Linked DNA regions of Homo sapiens: region 1 is linked to region 2. Evidence: read pairs that join two places in POLR2A ChIA-PET (ENCODE). Cell type or tissue: PC-9. All regions are shown on one strand. Links, peaks and the distances in the headings refer to the core of each region. The heading gives the core; the rest is flanking DNA.

Region 1 (4,387 bases), core at 146-4,145, 64 kb after region 2:
GGGCAAAAGAGCTCTCTGGGGACCCTTCTTAAAAGGACACTAATCCCATTCATGAGGGCTCCATCCTTATTCATGAGACCTAACCACCTCCCAAAAGACCTACCTCCTAACACTTTCACGTTGGGAATTAAGTTTCTTTTTCTTTCCTTTTTTAAATTTTCTTTTTACATTTTTTCCCTTTTTTTTTTGAGACAGAGTCTTCCTCTCGTCGCCCAGGCTGGAGTGCAGTGGCACATTCTTGGCTTGCTGCAGTCTCCGCCTCCCAAATTCAAGTGATTCCCCTGCCCCAGCCTCCTGAGTAGCTGGGATTACAGGCACCCACAACCACGCCCAGCTAATTTTTGTATTTTTAGTAGAGATGGGGTTTCACCACGTTGGCCAGGCTGGTCTCAAACTCCTGAGGTCAAGCAACCTGCCCACCTCGGCCTCCCAAAGTGCTGGGATTACAGGCGTAAACCACCACATCCAGAGTATTCTAGTTTTTTGAGACTATACAATAAATTATAGTTAACCACATACAGTGGAACATATGAATTTGGGAGGAGAGGGCACAAACATTCTGTTCACGCCATGGCAGTGTGCCGTGGACAGCAGAAATCACTACTGGTGCAGAGGGCTAGAGAGTGTCAGTCATCAGGCACTGAGGTGTGACTTTACCCTATTCTACCCATGCTCCCTTGAGCCCAGCCCTGGGCCTGCGTGAAGTGGAGAAAAAGGGGCACCAGAGGCCAAGATGCATCGACTTTCACATGACCTGGTGATACTCTGTGAGTGAGAGAGCAGAAGTTTGCTTGTCACTGAGTAGGGGAGGGCTGGGCCCCAGAATCATTCTAGGGTCCCACCCCCAGACATTCCAATGCAGGAAGGCTGTGCTGCAGCCCTGGAACCTACAGTTGTCCCCAGATGTTGTGTTCTTGAAAGAACTGTGCAGTGAACATCAATCACCCACCATGCGGATTCCACAATGAACAGTTGACTCTAGTTGCCTTATCTCAGCTCTAGCCACCTGTCCTTCCCTCTATCCACCCATCCATCCACCTTATTTCTTATCTTTTTTTTTTTTTTTGAGATGGAGTCTCACTCTGTCGCCCAGGCTGGAGTGCAGTGGCGCCGTCTCAGCTCACTGCAAGCTCCGCCTTCCGGGTTCACGCCATTCTCCTGCCTCAGCCTCCAGAGTAGCTGGGACTACAGGTGCTCGTCACCACGCCTGGCTAATTTTTTGTATTTTTTAGTAGAGACAGGGTTTCACCGTGTTAGCCAGGATGGTCTCAATCTCCTGACCTTGTGATCCACCTGCCTTGGCCTCCCAAAGTGCTGGGATTACAGGCGTGAGCCACCACGCCCAGCCATCCACCTTATTTCTTGTTGCATTTCAAAGTAAGTTGCATCCAAAGTAAGTAAGAGACATCCATCCACTGCCCCTTTGCATACTTTGGCAGGCATTTCATTAAATACAGTTCAAAATTTGTGTGCGTGTATGTGTGTGTTTTCATAAAACCTGTATTTCCAAAAAAAAAATTCCCCAGAGTATTCTTCCACGGTGCCAATCCAGGATAGTGGGTAAGACGTTATGTTAAGAACCACCATCCTGATTACTGAGACACCTAAGAGGAACCCTTTATAAGGGTTCCCAGGGTGGGGATGGGTTCCTGGCTCTACCTTCTCCTAGCTGTGTGGTCTGGGGTAGGTCACATCACCTGTCCAAGCCTCAATGTCCTCATCTCTAAATTGGGCTTAAGAAAAGTATCTACTTCTTAGGGTTGTCATGAGGAATAACTGAGTCTCTGCACATGAAGTGACTGGCATGGTGCTTGGCACATAGTAAGGGCTCAGCTAATAACAGCTTTTGCTATTTTGAAGATGTCACTGTATGGATACCCTTCCAGAACAACCCATTTTATTTTATTTTATTTTATTTTTTCCTTCAAGACCGAGTTTCATTCTTGTCGCCCAGGCTGGAGTGCAGTGGCATGATCTCAGCTCACTGCAACCTCTGCCTCTTGGGTTCAAGTGATTCTCCTGCCTCAGCCTCCCAAGTAGCTGGAATTACAGGCACGTGCCATCATGCCCAGCTAATCTTTATATTTTTACCGGAGACAGGGTTTCACCATGTTGGCCAGCCTGGTCTCGAACTTCTGGCCTCAGATGATCCACCCACCTTGGCCTCCTAAAGTGCTGGGATTACAGGCGTGAGCCACCACGCCCCACCCAGAACAACCCCTTTTCTTAGTGTAGTAGGGTTGTTTCTGGAAACCAGAAGCATTTTTGGCCTGATTGGCCTGGGAACTGGTGAACGAGCAGATTGAGGATAAAGCCAAGGCCTACAATTCCTCTCACCTTACCTTTGTCCTCACTGGTGCAGGTGGCAGGAAACCGCCTTCCAAGGATCTTTGATCTCACTGGGAAGCTGGAGCTCGGGGAGGCTGGCACAGGGGGTTGCTTCAGGCCTGAGTGTGAGGGTGATGGATTGTGGTGTGGGGGAGGGGGGATAATCCTCCCTAGAGGGGAGGCTTACCCAACATGTGTCAACAGACCCCACTTGTCTGCTCATGACTGTAATTTAAAATGCTGATTTTGCAACTCTTGGAGCTGGTGGAACACTACAGCCCCTTGGCTATTTTGCAGGAGATTTAAGGACCTGCACGTTAGTGAACATGCAGGCTGCCTTGGTGCCTGAAGCAGAGGTCACGTTCTAGAGAGAGTTTGCAGATTGGAAGCCCACGGGCCAGAGTCAGTCCATGGATGACTTTCTGGGGCACATGGTTTGTTTTTGTTCCTTTGTTTCAGAATTGAATTGTTTGCCAGCATTTTTTTTTTAAACATGGAAATTATACATGAAAATGTCTTGAGCTGGGCGCGGTGGCTCACGCCCGTAATCCCAGCACTTTGGGAGGCCAAGGCAGGTGGATCATCTGAGGTAGGGAGTTCGAGACTAGCCTGGCCAACATGGTGAAACCCCATCTCTACTAAAAATACACAAAATTGGCCGGGCGTGGTGGCGGGCACCTGTAATCCCAGCTACTTGTAAGGCTGAGGCAGGAGAATCACTTAAACCTGGGAGGTGGAAGTTGTGGTGAGTTGAGATCGTGCCATTGCACTACAGCCTGGGCAACAGAGTTAGACTCCATCTAAAACAAAACAAAAACAAACGAAAAAAAGAAAATGTCTTGAAAAATCAGATCTAGCAACAATGGGCCCACAGTCCTGCACGACAACCACCGGCTGAGTGTGATGGACCCCTGTTGCCGGGACATCAGAAGGCCAGTTTGCCCCTGCTACACCAGGGTTACCTGTCTGTCTGCTGCTGACAACTTAGTTTGAGAACCCAGGCTTTACTGGTAAGATAGACACAGACACAACTATTTATGGCTCAAAACAGAGGGCAGTGAGTATTGTAGCTTAGGACAGTGGTTCTCCATAGAGGTGATTTAGTACCCTAGGGGACAGTGGCAATGTCTGAAGACATATTTTGGTTGTTGCAACTTGAGGAGGGTGCCATGGCATCTCGTGGGTGGAAAGCAGGGGTACTGCTCCATATCCTGCAGTGCACACGACAGCCCCCACGACAAAGATTATCCAGCCCCAGTGTCAGTAGGGCTGAGGTTGGGAAACTGTGGATTAGGGGCACCACCAAACTGGTCTGGAAGGAAGAGGTTAATTCCAGTGGTGGGGCTCAACAAAGGCTCTGTGAAGAGAAGAGGTCTTGCTGCTGAGCAGGCACTTGATGACTAAGCCAGGTTTCAACTGAGAGCGACTGAGGGGGAGGCATGTCAGGCAGAGAACAAACAACACAAGCAAAGGTCTAGAGGCACCTTTGATGGGTGGAGGTGGGTGAGAGTGTGAACAGTGAGATGGAGCCTGTAGTTCAAGATACATGAAGTTTGGGGTCAGGTGGATTTGGGTTTGAGTTCTGACTCTGCCACTCACTAGCCATGTGGCTTCAGGCTTGTCATTGGCTTGAACCTCAGTTTCATCATCTGTAAAATGGGGATAAGACATGAGGTTATGTAGAGCCAGACTCATCTATCCCCAGTCCTCCATTTCTACTCTGTGTCCCAGCCATCCTTAACTACTGGCAGTTTGCTACATGCTTCTTGCTTTGTCTCCCCTGTCTGGCCCCTCCATGTGCAGTTCCCTCTGCCTGGAATGCTCACATGCCAGATGTGTGGATTACACCATCAAGGTGTTATAAACCCGGTGCTGACATGCTAAGACTTGTGTTTTGAAAAGATCACTCTGCCAGCAACATGGTGTTGGGCTTGTGGGAGCAGGTGCAGGGAATCTGGAGGCCAAGGGAATGATGGGGGATTCCCAGGCTCATACAAGAAGCCTGGGGGCTTCTCCCTTCACGCTAACTCCCTTCTCCGTCACTTCTCTGTCCTTAAGG
Region 2 (4,387 bases), core at 72-4,071:
CATTTCTGAGCACCAGAAATCCATTTGCCAACATATGGATTGGATCTTGCCAGTCTTATCCCCCCAGTCCTCAGTGGCTATGGTTGGCTAAGGTTGGCACTCTCCGAAGTGCCCCCTTCCTGATCCTGGAATCTATGATGTAAGGATTGTGAGATGGGGAGGTTATCTTGGGTTGTCCAGAAAGTCCCTCAGTGCAATCACAAGGGTCCTTGATTTCAGACAGGAGGGAGGAGTGATGCAGCCACAGGCCGAGGAGAGCAGGCAACAAGGATCGGATTCTGCCTGGGTCTCCAGAGGCTTCAGCCAGCACAGGCCTCACACAGCGCAGCCCATTACTCTGCATTCATCTACTCCTTGCCTTTTGCCGTCTCTGTGCTGACCAAGTTGTTGCTGGAGCATGCCAGACCTGTTTCCCACCTCGAAGCTGTGGCCTGCACTGAGCAGTGCCCCCACCTCTGCCCCCACCGTTTACACTTCCAACCACCCAACACTCAAGATGGGTTGTGTTTTTAAACTGTGGCACACAGTAGGCATTTAAATATGGCCACAAGGTGCCTTGGCATCTTTGTGACTTAATTAGGACTCGATCTGTTCTAACCATTTTCTCCTTTCATGAGGTAGGATCAGGTTCTTCACTGGAGGGGGATCCAGACAGACTAATGTGGCCTTTGACACCATGGAAGGATGCACAATAGACAGGACAGCATCATAGGGTGGCCTCCCAGGCACAGTAACCCTCTCCTAGGTGTCCTGAGAGCATCAGAACTCCCGCCCTACCTGCCTCTGAGGAAGGGCTGCAGAGAAGCCTCTACCCGCCCTGGGCGTGAGGGAAGCCAGGTTTGTGTGATTCGTGCAAAGAAAACCCGACAGGCCAGCGAGTGTCTTGTCAAGCTTTATTGGGCAGGTGACTTTTGCTCGTTTCACTCAGATCTTGTGGGCTTCTCGGCGGCAACTCAGGGCTTGAGCATTTGATGTAGGGGAGTTGCTATGGCCTCACTCGGTGTTTCTTGGGCAGGTGACTTTCTCTTAACTTCCAGCTGGGGGCTTGAGCATTTGATGTAGGGGAATTGCTATGGCCTCACTTGGTGTTTCGGGCGACTTTTTCTTAATTTCCAGCTGGGGGTGAGGGGCCCAGGAAGCTTAGTGCCTTCTGCATGTTCTCTTCCTGGTTCTGCAGCCTTTTGGGAAAGAAAGTTCTGGTTGAGGGGGTCACCTAGGGACTCTGGGTGGGGACGGGGGTTAGGGGGCTGGAGCTTTTGTCAGGTGGGGTGGGTCCCCGCCTCCCTCCTGTGCCTGGGGTGGTCAGGGACATGCAGGGCAAGGCGGGGGCGCAGGCAGACCTCTGCGATGCCTCCTCCGGTGCCTGCAGGAGCGTCTTTTGCGCCTTCTGCAGGAGCGATGCTGCCGCCTGTGGATCCGGTGCAGCCTCCTTCGAGAGCAGTGTCTGCGCCTATAGTGAGACTGGCCATGGGTCCTCTCGTAGACCTCGACGTGCTCCGGGCTCAGCCCTTGCTCCTCTTGGCCGTGGTGTCCTTGCTCTTGCCCATGCAACTGCTGCCTGTACACCTCGTGCGAGCGTTCGCTCAGGCTCCTCACGCGGTATCGGACCATGGTGTTGGGAGATCTGGTGGCTCCTGGGCTGAGGCTGCAGTGGGCCCTGGAGTAGGGGAGGAGGGCGGAGGCCTGCCCACCTGCCCTTGGTGTTACTGTTGGTCTGGTCTGCAAGGCTCCCCGGGAGCTTGTATATAAAGGGGGCGCCCACTATGACTCTGCGGCCCCGCCCAGTCCCCACCCTGCCCAGCCTCCTCTGTGAGGGCAGCACAGGGCCAGGGGTCACAACTAGCAGGGCCCTGGCACCCAAGCTGCAGGGCTGGAAGGGCGAGAGACCCCCTTGCCTTGCCTGTAAAGCATGTCCTCTGTCTCTTGCAGTAGGTGAACCATACAGATGGCAGGTGTTTTATTGCCTAATCCAAGCCCTCATCTCCCCAAGCCGGTGGGTGCGCACATTGTCATTTGGAAGCTTCCTTGCCAACTCACTGCTGTGCCACAGCCACCATGTGGAAGGGACTTCCGTGCTTGGATCTCTGTGCACACAGCTTACTGTTAAGATGGCAACAGCAGCAAACAGTTCCCTAATAGCTCCTATGTGCCAAGCATTGATTCATTTATTTCCCATACATTCACTCATTCTCTCTCTCTCTCTCTCTCTCTCTCTCTCTCCTCTTTTTGTTTTGAGGCACTGTCTGTCGCCCAGGCTGGAGTGCAGTTGTGCAATCATGGATCATAGCAGCCTCTACCCCTCCAGCTCAGATGATCCTGCCACCTCAGCCTCCCGAGTAGCTGGGACTATAGGCGTGTGCTGCCACTCCCAGCTAATTTTTTGTATTTTTTGTGGAGATAGATAGGGTTTCACCATGTTGCCCTGGCTGGTCTCACACTCCTGGCCTCAGTGAGCCTCCCATGTCGGCCTCCCAGAGTGCTGGGATTACAGGTGTGAGCCACCACCCTTGCATTCCTCACTCTTACAATCCTCATTTTCTGTGGGGCAAACAGGCATGAAGAAGTTGAGTTGCTCAAGGCCACTCTGCTGAGAAGGCCAGGCCGGGCCAGCATTCAGACGGAGACAGCCTGGTTTTAGTCATACCCTTGGCTCTCCACCTCCTCCCTAGCCCAGGGAATGCTCCCCTCTCCGCCTCCAAAATATTCATCTTCTCCCCTCCCGCTCGGCCTTGCCGGGGCTTCTCATTGAACTTTGATGATCCCATTAAAGTCCGGGATCAGAATCACAGAAACTGCAAAACCAGTTTCCCTTTCATGGAGGGCAGGGAGAATGTGGGAATGTGGCAGATACACAAATTTAAGGACTTGAAGATGCAGAGATCATCCCAGATGATCTGGGTTGGCCCAGTGCAGTCACGAGGGTCCTTAGAAGAGAGAATAGGGAGGCAGGAGGGTCACAGGAAGAGAAACTGGGAGACACCACACTGCTGGCTTTGAAGATGGAGGGAGAGGCTATAAGCCAAGGGATGCAGGCGGCCTCTAGAAGCTGGGATGGACAAGGAAATGGGTTATCCTCCCCTCGTGCATCCAGGAGGAACACAGCCCTGCTGACCCCTTGATTTTAGCCCCATGAGACTTCTTTCAGAATTCTGACCTGCAGACCTGTAAGATAATGCATTTATGTTGTTTAAAGCTACAAAATTTGTGATGATCTGTCACAGTGGCAATAAGAAACAAATTCAGGAGGCTTAATCTTCAGATCCTTACAGGAGGTGATGGGTGATATTGCCATGCCCTTGGTGTTTCTATGCTGCCTCTCTTTAGGGATAAGAAGGTCCTTTATGATGGCCCTCAAGCTCTTCGAGGGCGCGTGTTAAAAATATGAATGCTGAGGCCTTACCCTACGTCCCGCTAAGTCAAATCTCCATGGCCAAAGCTTGCAGATGAAAATAAGAAGGGGCGGGGCAGGGCTCGGTGGCTCACACCTGTAATCGTAGCACTTTGGGAGGCTGAGGCGGGTGGATCACCTGAGGTCAGAAGTTCAAGACCAGCCTAGTCAACATGGTGAAACCCTGTCTCTACTAAATATACAAAAATTAGCCGGGAGTGGTGGCGGGCGCCTGTAATCCCAGCTACTCAGGAGGCTGAGGCAGGAGAATTGCTTGAACCCAGGAGGCAGAGGTTGCAGTGAGCTGAGATGGCACCATTGCGCTCCAGCCTCGGCAACAAGGGCGAAACTTCGTCTAAAAAAATAAAATAAAATAAAATAAACATAGGAAGGGGCTGGGTGTGGTGGCTCACACCTGTAATCCCAGCACTTTGAGAGGCCGAGGTGGGAAGATCACTTGAGCCCAGGAGTTTGAGACCACCCTGGGCAACATAGTGAGGGCTCTGTCTACAAAAAATAAAAAAAATAGCCTGGGTCCATGGTGGCATGTGCCTGTAGTTCCTGCTACTCAGGAGGCTGAGATGGGAGGATTGCTTGAGCACAGATCAAGGCTGCAGTGAGCCACGTTCACACCACTGCACTCCAGCCTGGGTGACAGAGCAAGACCCTTATCTCAAAAAAAAAAAAAAAAAAGGCACACCCAGGGGTCTGCCTGTCCAGCCAAGCTGCTATCATGATCCGAGTGTGTTATGGGGAGTCATTGCTAAAGTGATCAGGGTCATGGTAGTGCCAGGGCTAGCACTGAACTCTCATGTGCTCACTTGAAAGAACATGGTTGTTGATACCCACCGTAGGTGAGTGCAGTGGCTCATGCCTGTAATCACAGCACTCTGGGAGGCCAAGGCAGGAGAATCGCTTGAGCCCAGGAGTTTGAGACCAGCCTGGGCAACATAGTGAGACCTCGTCTCTACAAAAAAATTAGAAAAATTAGCCAGGCAA

What was found. Peaks named below come from ENCODE experiments on the same cell type or tissue, not always from the same donor. Only the 100,000 strongest peaks of a DNase experiment are listed, where the experiment ranks them.
Region 1: POLR2A ChIA-PET joins it to region 2 with 19 read pairs; 11 of 35 experiments call an interaction of 5 or more read pairs at or near these places.

The regions. Positions count from the first base shown.
Region 1 is chr16:11,338,447-11,342,833 of GRCh38, forward strand. The region is part of intron 1 of LOC105371082 (a long non-coding RNA gene); the gene reads left to right. LOC105371083 (a long non-coding RNA gene) reads right to left here. Exons shown (of 2, transcript NR_135174.1): 2 at 3,363-3,977. Among named protein-coding and RNA genes, the nearest start is that of RMI2, 4.8 kb to the right of the region's middle. In PC-9, for the core only: no CTCF peak of the experiment used is centred there; no DNase peak of the experiment used is centred there.
Region 2 is chr16:11,274,760-11,279,146 of GRCh38, forward strand. PRM2 (protamine 2) reads right to left here and starts at 1,721. Exons shown (of 2, transcript NM_002762.4): 1 at 1,341-1,721; 2 at 880-1,178. The coding sequence starts at 1,611. The coding sequence ends at 1,141. All of the region lies in intron 1 of LOC105371082 (a long non-coding RNA gene), which reads left to right. In PC-9, for the core only: no CTCF peak of the experiment used is centred there; no DNase peak of the experiment used is centred there.